2 separate regions of the Homo sapiens genome follow, and region 1 is linked to region 2. Evidence: read pairs that join two places in POLR2A ChIA-PET (ENCODE). Cell type or tissue: B cell. All regions are shown on one strand. Each heading gives the region's core, and the rest is flanking DNA. Links, peaks and the distances in the headings are about the cores only. Region 1 overlaps SHISAL2A (shisa like 2A). Region 2 overlaps TUT4 (terminal uridylyl transferase 4).

Evidence for each region. ChIA-PET counts read pairs that join two places held together with the same protein. Peaks named below come from ENCODE experiments on the same cell type or tissue, not always from the same donor. Only the 100,000 strongest peaks of a DNase experiment are listed, where the experiment ranks them.
Region 1: POLR2A ChIA-PET joins it to region 2 with 5 read pairs; 3 of 35 experiments call an interaction of 5 or more read pairs at or near these places.

Annotation. Positions count from the first base shown.
Region 1 is chr1:52,643,381-52,648,764 of GRCh38, forward strand. The region is part of intron 2 of SHISAL2A (shisa like 2A); the gene reads left to right. Among named protein-coding and RNA genes, the nearest start is that of SHISAL2A, 13 kb to the left of the region's middle. In B cell, for the core only: no CTCF peak of the experiment used is centred there; a DNase peak (open chromatin) is centred at 3,269; H3K27ac peaks cover 1,752 bases.
Region 2 is chr1:52,518,194-52,523,571 of GRCh38, forward strand. The region is part of intron 2 of TUT4 (terminal uridylyl transferase 4); the gene reads right to left. Among named protein-coding and RNA genes, the nearest start is that of TUT4, 32 kb to the right of the region's middle. In B cell, for the core only: no CTCF peak of the experiment used is centred there; no DNase peak of the experiment used is centred there.

The sequences.
Region 1 (5,384 bases), core at 209-5,208, 130 kb after region 2:
AAATACAAGCGCTTTTATTGTGTGTATGCGTTTTTTTAAATAATCTGATGTTCCAGACTACCCATTTCTTCATTAGTATAGGTTATCAAGTGCCTCTAAGGGGCCAAAAATAAAGTGTTGCTTTTTCACAAGCCTTTTTTGCACACATTTTGACAACATCCTGAAAGATATTATGAAAGATACAAGTCTCTGGGCTAGGCGCGGTGGCTCACGCCTGTAATCCCAGCACTTTGGGAGGCCGAGGCAGGCGGATCATGAGGTCAGGAGTTCAAGACCAGCATGACCAACATGGTGAAACCCTGTCTCTACTAAAAATACAAAAATTAGCCAGGCATGGTGGCAGGCGCCTATAATCCCAGCTACTCAGGAGGCTGAGGCAGGAGAATCGCTTGAACCTGGGAGATGGAGGTTGCAGTGAGCCGAGATGGCGCCATTGCACTCCAGCCTGGGCGACAGAGTGAGACTGTCTCAGAAAGAAAGAAAGAAAGAAAGAGAGAAAGAGAGAGAGAGAGAGGGAGGGAGGGAGGGAAGGAGGGAGTAAGGAAGGGAGAGAAAGAGAAAGGAAGGAAGGAAGGGAGGAAGGAAGTCTCTATTGGCAAAAGATCTTTCAGTATAGTTTGGTAGCCAATGCTCAAAATAGGTATTATTAAATCCATTTTACAGATGAGAAAAGCAAGACTGAAAGAGTTTTGATGACTTGCTTAAGGTGTCATAGCTAATAAGTGGTGGGCTGAAATACAGCTCACATCTGTCTGCCTCGAGTCACCATACTGGGTATGTGCAAGTATATAACTAAGCACAAAATTGTTTGATACAAAGTGTAGGGAAGATTTCAAACAGGGAAGGATACTTGAGTTAGTGTTGAGTTTAGTGAAGAAGTTGCTAAGGCAAAAAAAAAGGAGAAAGGCTGTCCCAGCATAGGGTAAGTAGTGGGTACATGTGTGTGGACCGGACTGAGTGAGCCCTCTGCAGTGACAGGGTCATTCACACTGGGCACCACAGGGAATAAGGCCAGGCAGCCTGGGGGAGAAATTTAAGCTAAGCAAAAGAAGTAAGGGTGACAGCCGGTTGTAGTGGCTCATGCCTGTAATCCCAGCACTTTGGGAGGCCAAGGGAGGTGGATCACCTGAGGTCAGGAGTTCAAGACCAGCCTGGCCAACATGGCAAAACCCTGTCTCTACTAAAAATACAAAATTAGCTGGGTGTGGTGGCAGGCACCTGTAATCCCAGCTACTCGGGAGGCTGAGGCAGGAGAATCGCTTGAACCCGGGAGGCGGAGGTTGCAGCAAGCCAAGATTGTGCCATTGCACTCCAGCCTGGGAGACAGAGCAAGACCGTGTCTCAGAAAAAAGTGGGGCCGGGTGCAGTGGCTCATGCCTGTAATCCCAGCACTTTGGGAGGCCAGGGCGGGCGGATCACAAGATCAGGAGATCGAGACCATCCTGGCTAATGCGGTGAAAACATGTCTCTACTAAAAATACAAAAAATTAGCTGGGCTTGGTGGTGGGCGCCTGTAGTCCCAGCTACTCAGGAGGCTGAGGCAGGAGAATGGCGTGAACCCGGGAGGCGGAGCTTGCAGTGAGCAGAAATTGCGCCACTGCACTCCAGCCTGGGCAACAGAGCAAGACTCTGTCTCCAAAAAAAAAAAAAAAAAGAAGAAGAAGAAGAAGTAAGGGTGACAGGAGGCATCGGGGAGGTAGAAGGGGCAAGGTGGGTAGTAGCTAAGTCTCAGAGAAAGAGAGGGCTGAATGCCATCATTTGTAAACACGAATTTTCCAAGTTAACAATAAAAATACAACAAGCAACAGCACAAGAACCCTTCTCAGATCCTGATGACTGTGAATAATCCAGCTGTGACTGAGCAGCAAAAAGCAGGAGGGGTCACTTTTGAGGGTGGAAGGATTCAGCTGGCTCCTCTTGGAGTGAGAAAGACCTGAGAGGCAGTGGCAGGGGAAAAGAAAAACGTCTGCACATAGAACCAGCCTGGTGGAGACCAGAGACAACTGAGGCTTCAACGTTTTGTTTTGTTTTGTTTTGTTTTGTTTGAGACAAGGTCTCACTCCAGTTGCCCAGGCTGGAATGCAGTGGCGTAATCATGGCTCACTGCAGCCTTGCACTCCGGGGCTCAGGTGATTCTCCCACCTCATTCTCCTGAATAGCAGGACTACAGGTGCGTAGCACCACACCTGGCTAATTTTTTGTATTTTTAGTAGAGATGGAGTTTCACCGTCCTGCTCAGGCTAGTCTCAAACTCCTGGCCTCAAGCAATCCACCTGCCTTGGCCTCCCAAAGTGCTGGGATTACAGGTGTGAGCCACCACACCCAGCTGGTTTCAACTTTTATAGAGGTCAATGAAAGACATAAAAGAACCTGACTATATGGGAGATATGGCACATATGTGGATAGAAAGGCTCAATATCATAGAAATGCCAGTTCTTCCTAAATTAACCTATACATAAAAATAAATAAAAATGTTTCATGGAATTTGTCAAATTAATTCTAAAGTTAATCTAGAGGCATACAGGTGCAAGAATGAACAACACAATTTTGGAAAACAAAGAAGAGGAGGGACTTGCTCTATCAGGCAGCAGGACATTTTTTAAAATAAAGGATTTCTGTTTAAAAATATAAGTTTTGTGATATTGGCACAGAAATTGACAAATAGAATTGGGCAATGCAGTGGTTTTAAACTGAGTACAAATTTGTTCCCCTAGGACAATTGGCAATGTATGTAAACATTTTTGGTTGTCACATTCGGGGAAGGGATACTATTGATAACTATTGGTAGAGGCCAGGGATGCTGTTTAACAGCCTACAATAAAGAGGACAGTACCTCACAACAAAGAATTATCTGGCCCAAAATGTCAATAGTACCAGTTGAGAAACCCTAGAGTAGAGAATAGAGTACTAAAGTTGAAAAACCTAGAATAGAAAGAGTCCAGAAACAGACTAATAAAAATATAGGAATTTGTATAAAATGTATAATTTTCTAAAAAATAAAGGAAAAGATTGGCAAATGTCCCTACATCAAGTACAAATAATATGACACTGTATGTGAAGTTAAAAAACAAATGATGGGCTGCAAAGATATTATATTACATTAAATATCTATACACACACACACACACACACACACACACACACACACAATTAGTCCTCATATTCTCCAATTCTGTATTTGCAAATTTCCCTACTTGCTAAAATTTACTTGTAACGTCAGCATCAATACTCAAGGCAATTCTGAGGTCATTTGTAAATGTGGGCACACACAGAGTAGCAAAAAATTTGATTTACACATGTATCCTAGGTGATATTGAATAAGGTATGCTCTGCCTTCTCTTTGCAGCTCTCATGGTACAAGCAAGTGTCTTTTTCTCAGTCTATTTAGTGCCATGGTTTTTGTATTTTTTTATTTTTAATGGGTGATTTCACTGTTTTGTTTTGGTTTATTTTTATTTTCATTTTTTGAGATGGAGTCTTGCTCTGTCGCCCAGGCTAGAGTGCGGTGGTGCGATCTCAGCTCACTGCCACTTCCGTCTCCCAGGTTCAAGCAATTCTCCTGCCTCAGCCTCTCAAGTAGCTGAGACTACAGGCACCCAACATCATGCCCAGCTAATTTTTTTTTGTATTTTTAGTAGACACAGAGTTTCGTTATATTGGCCAGGCTGGTCTTGAATTACTGAACTTAGGTGATATGCCTGCCTTGGCCTCCCAAAGTGCTGGGATTACAGGTGTGAGCCACTGTACCTGGCCTGTTTTTGTTTGTTTTAGAGACATGAGTTTTAGGTTATAGTGCTGTTGGCCATGAGTTCAATGTTAATGAATCAATAACATATTAAATAAGGTCACTTTAAACAGAAACACACATAGAAAAACAAAGTTACATATTGATCAGTTGACAAAAATGTGACCAGAGGCTCACAGGAACATAACCTTGTATTTCCCCTAGGAGCAATAATTCAGTATTTGTTAATTTAGTGTTTGCTGTGACTTTGTAGAATATAACTACCGTGAATAATGAGAATCAACTGTATATAAAACAAGGCAGTATTGATATAAGTACACCTTAAAAGATAAGAAAAATGTAATTTGTTAAAAAAGAAATGCAAATGCCCAATGCACAGGAAAAGATGCTCAACATTACTAATAATCAGGGGAATGCAATTCAAAAATGATACATCCAGGCCAGGCACTGTGGCTCACACCTATAATCTCAGCACTTAGGGAGGTGGAGGCGGGCAGATCACTTGAGGTCAGAAGTTCGAGACCAGCCTGGCCAACATGGTGAAACCCATCCCTACAAAAAATACAAAAATTAGCCAGACATAGTGGCACATGCCTGTAGATCCAGCTACCTGGGGAGCTAAAGTGGGAGGATTGCTTGAGGCCAGGAGGTGGAGACTGCAGTGAGCCAGGATCGGCCACTGCACTCCAGCCTGGGCGACAGATCAAGACCCTGTCTCAAAAAAAAAAAGAAAAAAAGAAAAATCTTTATTAAAAAAAAAAAATTACATTGGCAAATTGGCAAAAGCCCAAAAATGTATCATATTAAAAGTGAGAAGGTTGGAAGGTTGGGATGGGGGAAGCAGGTACTCTCATATACTGCTGGTAAGAGTATGCATTGGTACGACCACTTTACAGAGAATTTTGGCAATATCTATTTAAATAATATATATAATTATATATTAATATATCATATAATTATATATTAACATATCTAATATATAATTATATATAATATATTTCATTATTACATAATTAATTATCAATATTATATAATTGTTAGTTTTATATATATACCCTGTTACTCAGTAATTCTACTTCTAATTAGCTGCCTTAAATAGTTGCATTAGGAGAGGCTTTGTAAAGACAGACATCTTAAGAACCTGTCATATTGGAAACTAAATGTCCATAGGTAGAGGAATGGATCATAAACTGTGGTATAATAGAATAATTAAATATTGATACAATATAGGCAAAAGGAATGAACTAGCTCTAAATGTACCATATTATTTGCTCTTTATGGTAACTGGGTAGGGTATAGATCATGCTATTACTTTCATTTTACAGATGAGGAAACTGAGACCCAAAGTCACCGAATGAGTGACAGAGCCAACTCTCCCCTTCACCCTCCTTCCTCTCCTTATCCCTGTTGCTGTGAAAGGGGCATCCCTACAATGTGCCAGACACTGTTTGAAATTTCACACACACCATCTCCTCTAATCTTTCCAGCTATCCCAGTGAGGTAGGTCTCATTATAACCCAGTTTACAGATGCAAAAATCAGGTCTCAGAGAGCTTAGATGATTTGCACAAGGGTCATACATAGCTTGTGATTGTGGAGCTGGAAATCAAACACGTGTCTTTCTGCCTCCAAAGTCCTGC
Region 2 (5,378 bases), core at 379-5,378:
CCCATTTCTGATGAATGGATAAACAAAATGTGGCATTGGTATACAATGGAATATTATTCAGGTGTCATAGTCAGCTCAGGCTGCCACAACAAAATACTACAGACTGGGTGGCTTAAACAACAGAAATTTATTTTCTCATAGTTCTGGAGACTGGAAAGTCAAAGATCAAGGTGTCAGCAAGGTCACTGTCTGGTGAGGGCTCTCTCCTGGGTTGCAAACAGCCACCTTCTTGCTGTGTGTTCACATGGCCTTTCCTTATAGGACAGAGGTTCTCTCTTCTCCTTTTTTATAAGGCCAGATTAGGACCTCACCATTATGACCTCATTTAACCTTAATTACCACCTCAAAGCCCTGTTTCCAAATACAATTATGTTGGAGGTTAGGGCCTCAACATATGAATTTGGGAGGGGACATAATCCAGTCCATAACAACAGCCTTAAAAAGGAATGAGGTACTGATACACGTTACAACATGGATAAACCTTAAAAACATGACACTAAATGAAAGCCAGACACAGAAGACCACATATTGTATGATTTCATTTCTATGAAATATTTAGAATAGGCAAATACATAGAAACAGAAAGTGTATTAGTAGTTGCCAGAGGCTGGGGAAAGTGGGGAATGGGGAGTAACTCTTAATGGGCATGGGGTTTCCTTTTGGGATGATGAAATTAGACACTAGTTATGACTGTGCAACACTGTGAATGTACTTAGTGTCACTGAATTGTATACTTTAAAATGGTTAAGATGGTAAAATCTTACATGTATTTATCACCAAAAAACTTAAATATAGAGTTAGCATACAACTAGCAATTCCATTTCTAAATATATATACTGAAAAAATGAAAACATACATCCACACAAAAACTTTTACACAAATGTTCAGAACAGCATTATTCAGAATAATCAAAAGATGGAAACAATCCAAATATCCATCAACTGATGAATGGACAAACAAAATGTAATATATCCATATAATGCAATACTATTCGGCAATAAAAGGGAATGACGTACTAATACATGCCATAACATGAATTAACTTTGAAAAAAATATGCTAAGCCAAATAAGGCAGGCACAACAGGCCACATATTGTATTATTTCATTTATATAAAATAGGTACATCTAAAGAGAAAGAAAGTAGATTCATGGTTGTCAGTGGGGAGGAGGAGCGGGTAATGAATAGTGACTGCTAATGGGTATGGAGTTTCTTTGTAGAGTGATGAAAATGTTCAGAATTAGATAGTGATGGCAGCGCAATTTTGTGAATATAATAAAAACTACTGAACACTTAATACTTAGATTTTTAGTAAAATATTCTTTTTTTTTTTTTGAGACGGAGTTTCGCTCTTGTTGCCCAGACTGGAGTGCAGTGGTGCAATCTCGGCTCACTGCAACCTCTGCCTCCCAGGTTCAAGCGATTCTCCTGCCTCAGCCTCCCAAGAAGCTGGGATTACAGGCATGCGCCACCACGCCCAGCTAATTTTGTATTTTTAGTAGAGACGGGGTTTCGCCATGTTGGCCAAGCTGTTTTCGAACCCCTGACCACAGGTGATCCACTCGCCTCTGCCTCCCAAAGTGCTGGGATTACAGGCGCGAGCCACTGCACCTGGCCTTGAATACTTAGATTTTTTAAATAAAAAAAATTGACCCAACAGCAAGACAGAAGTATATACTTTAAAAGGATGAATTTTATGACATATAAATCCCAGCTACTTGGGAGGCTGAGGCAGGAGAATTGCTTGAACCCGGGAGGCGGTGGTTGAAGTGAGCTGAGATCACGCCACTGCACTCCAGCCTGGGCATCAGAGTGAGACCCTATCTCAAAAAAAGAAGGCAAAGGAAGTTTAAGAGAGCTAGCCATATGGACATTTGGGGAATGAGTGTTTGACGCAGAGGAAAAAGCAAATGCAAAGTTCCTCATATGGATATCTATCTTCTCAGTTGAGGAAATTCAAGAAAACTATGCGGATGGAGCAGAGAGAAAGGGTGAGAAGTAAACAAATGAGGGCAAGGCAGAGAAATAGGGGAGTGTCACAGATCGTGTAAGGCTCTACTAGCCACTGTAAGAACACTAGCTTTTACTCTGATGGATGGAAAGCCACTGAAACACTCTAAATACTAGTAATGTGATCTGACTCATTTTAACAGGATCATTCTGCTTACTATACTGAAAACACAATGAAGGGTGATGTAAGTGAAAGTAAGATGAGTTGGTGCAGGCTGCTTGAAAGCATTATCTTGACCAGCAGCATCAGCATCACTTGGGAGCTTATTAGAAATCCAATTTATCAGGCCTTATCCTAGGCTTTCTGAATCAAAACACTCTGGAAATGAGACCCAAGACTCTGCATTTTAATATGAATCCCAAACAATTCATATACACATTAAAGTTTGAGAAACCCAGATCAAGAACACTCTCTCCTCAAATATTCACCTGGCTGGTTCACCTCTTTCCTTCAAGTATTTGCTCTAATGTCACTTTCTCATTGACACTTTAACTCCACCAATACCAACAGTAGCATCATTCCCTATGTCGTTCCTATTTCATTTTTCTCAAAGGATTTAAAACCACCTTACTTAACTTACTCTCTATATTTTATTTTCTTTTTTTTTGAGATGGAGTTTCGCTCTTGGTGTCCAAGCTGGGGTGCAATGACGCGATCTCAGCTCACTGCAACCTCCGCCTCCCAGGTTCAAGCAATTCTCCTGCCTCAGCCTCCCGAGTAGCTGGTGCTACAGGCACACGCCACCATACCTGGCTAGTTTTTTGTATTTTTAGTAGAAACGGGATTTCACCATGTTAGCCAGGCTGGTCTTGAACTCCTGACCTCAGGTGATCCGCCTGCCTCGGCCTCCCAAAGTGCTGGGATTACAGGCGTGAGCCACCGTGCCCGGCCAACTTACTACATATTTTTCTTATTTATTGTGTTTGTTATCTGTTTCATCCCACTAGAAGATTAACTCCATAAGAGTGGAATTATCGGTTCCATCACTTATATATTCCTAATGACTAGTTCAGTTCCTGGCATGTAGTGGACACCAAAAAACAAAATTTTATTGAATGAATGAATAAATGACAAAAAGAAAAATGATGTGCCAGGTGGGAGCTGAAGTTAGGCCTAATGGAGAAGACTGAGATCAATCAAATTTCTATATAACCTATCAAGTCCAAATAGATAATGATCTAGCCATGTATGGTAGCTCATGCCTATAATCCCAGCACTTTGGGAGGCCGAGGCAGGCAGATGGCTTGAGGTCAGGAGTTCAAGACCAGCCTGGCTAACATGGTGAAACCCCATCTTTACTAAAAATACAAAAATTAGCCGGGTGTAGTGGTACACGCCTGCAGTCCCAGCTACTCAGGAGGCTGAAGGACAAGAATCACTTAAGCCCAGGAGGTAGAAGTTACAGTGAGCTGTGATCGCGCCACTGCACTCCAGCCTGGGTGACAGGGTGACTCTGTCTCAAAAAACAACAAAAAAAAGACAGCTGGACACAGTGGCTCACGCCTGTAATCCCAGCACTTTGGGAGGCCAAGGTGGGTGGATCACAAGGTCAGGAGTTCAAGACCAGCCTGATCAACATGGTGTAACCCCATTTCTACTAAAAATACAAAAATTAGCCAGGTGTGGTGGCATGCACCTGTAAATCCCAGCTACTCAGGAGGCTGAGGCAGGAGAATCACTTGAACCCGGGAGGTGGAGGTTGCAGTGAGCCAAGATCATACCACTGCACTCCAGCCAGGGCAAAAGAGCAAGACTCTGTCTCCAAAAAAAAAGATAATGATCTAGATATAAAGGTTTTACTGTATTTATTTCACTGAGAATCAATCTAATAAGAAATCATTAATTCAAACATTATTAATTTGGATGTTTTCATATGGGAAAAAAAGAAGTGCTAAACAATTACGTATAAACATGACTTCAAGGCTAATACTATACATATCATATTATACATGAATTTAAAGAGAATTCTTTAAAACATGAGAAGCACTTACTTATGAAAAATGACTGTATACTACAAATCATTTTTATTAATTTGTTATACCAAGTTTCCCAAAAGAACCTCTACTTGGTCTACTAGCTTCCTTAAGCTAGCTTCCTGAAACTAGTTCAACTCATTCTCCATGTTAACAAGTAAAAACTGCATTTAATTGGAGTAATATAATAAGTGATAGTCATTGCCATTGCATGCCCACGTGTCCGGTACTACATGAAACCCTCTACTGGATTATTTCACTTAATCTTCATAACATAGGCAGCAGCATCTCCACTTTTTTAAAAATGAGAAAACATATTTTTCAGTGATAAGCAGTTTATTGAAGGTTACAAAGTAAGTAAAGAAGCTGGAATTCAAAACCCATGCAATTTCACTCCAGAGCCCATATTCTTAACTATCTCTCTATGTCATCTCAATTATTTTGTTGACTTTAAAAGAAAATAATCTTTGGCCAGGGCAGTGGCTCATGCCTGTAATCCCAGCACTTTGGGAGGCTGAGGCAGGCGGATCACCTGAGGTCAGGAGTCTGAGATCAGCCTGGCCAACATGGCGAAACCCCATCTCCAGTAAAAATACAAAAATTAGCTGGGCGTGGTGGCAGGCGCCTACAGTCCCAGCTACTTGGGAGGCTGAGGTAGGAGAATCGCTTGAACTCAGAGGCAGAGGTTGCAGTGAGCCTAGATCACACCACTGCACTCCACCCTGGACAACAGAGTGAAGCTCTGTCTCAAAAAATAAATAATCTTTAAATCATGTTTTTCACCAATTCAAATAACAAGACCCTTAACTATCTTTTTTTTTTTTTTTTTTTTTTTGAGACAGACTCTCGCTCTGTCATCCAGGCTGGAGTGCAGTGGCGCGATCCTGGCTCACTGCAACCTCCATCTCCTTGGTTCAGGCAATTCTCCTGCCTCAGCCTCCCGAGTAGCTTAGATTACAGGCATGTGCCACCACACCCGGCTGATTTTTCTATTTTTAGTAGAGATGGGATTTCACCATGTTGGCCAGGCTGGTCTCGACCTCCTGACCTCAGGTGATCCATGCACCTCGGCGTCCCAAAGTGCTGGGATTACAGGCATGAGCCACCGCGCCTGGCCAATTAAGTGACCTTAAACACCACTATTTACTGGCCCGGTGTAGTGGCTCATGCCTGTAATCCCAGCACTTTGGGAGGTCAAGGTGGGGGTATCACTTGAGGCCAAGAGTTCAAGACCAGCTTAGCCAACACAGTGAAACCCAGTCTCTACTAAAAATATAGAATTAGCCAGGCATGGTGGCGCACACCTGTAGTCCCAGCTGATGCAGGAGAATTGCTTGAACGTGGGAGGCAGAAGTTGCAGTGGAGCCAAGTTCACACCACTGCACTCCAGCCGGGG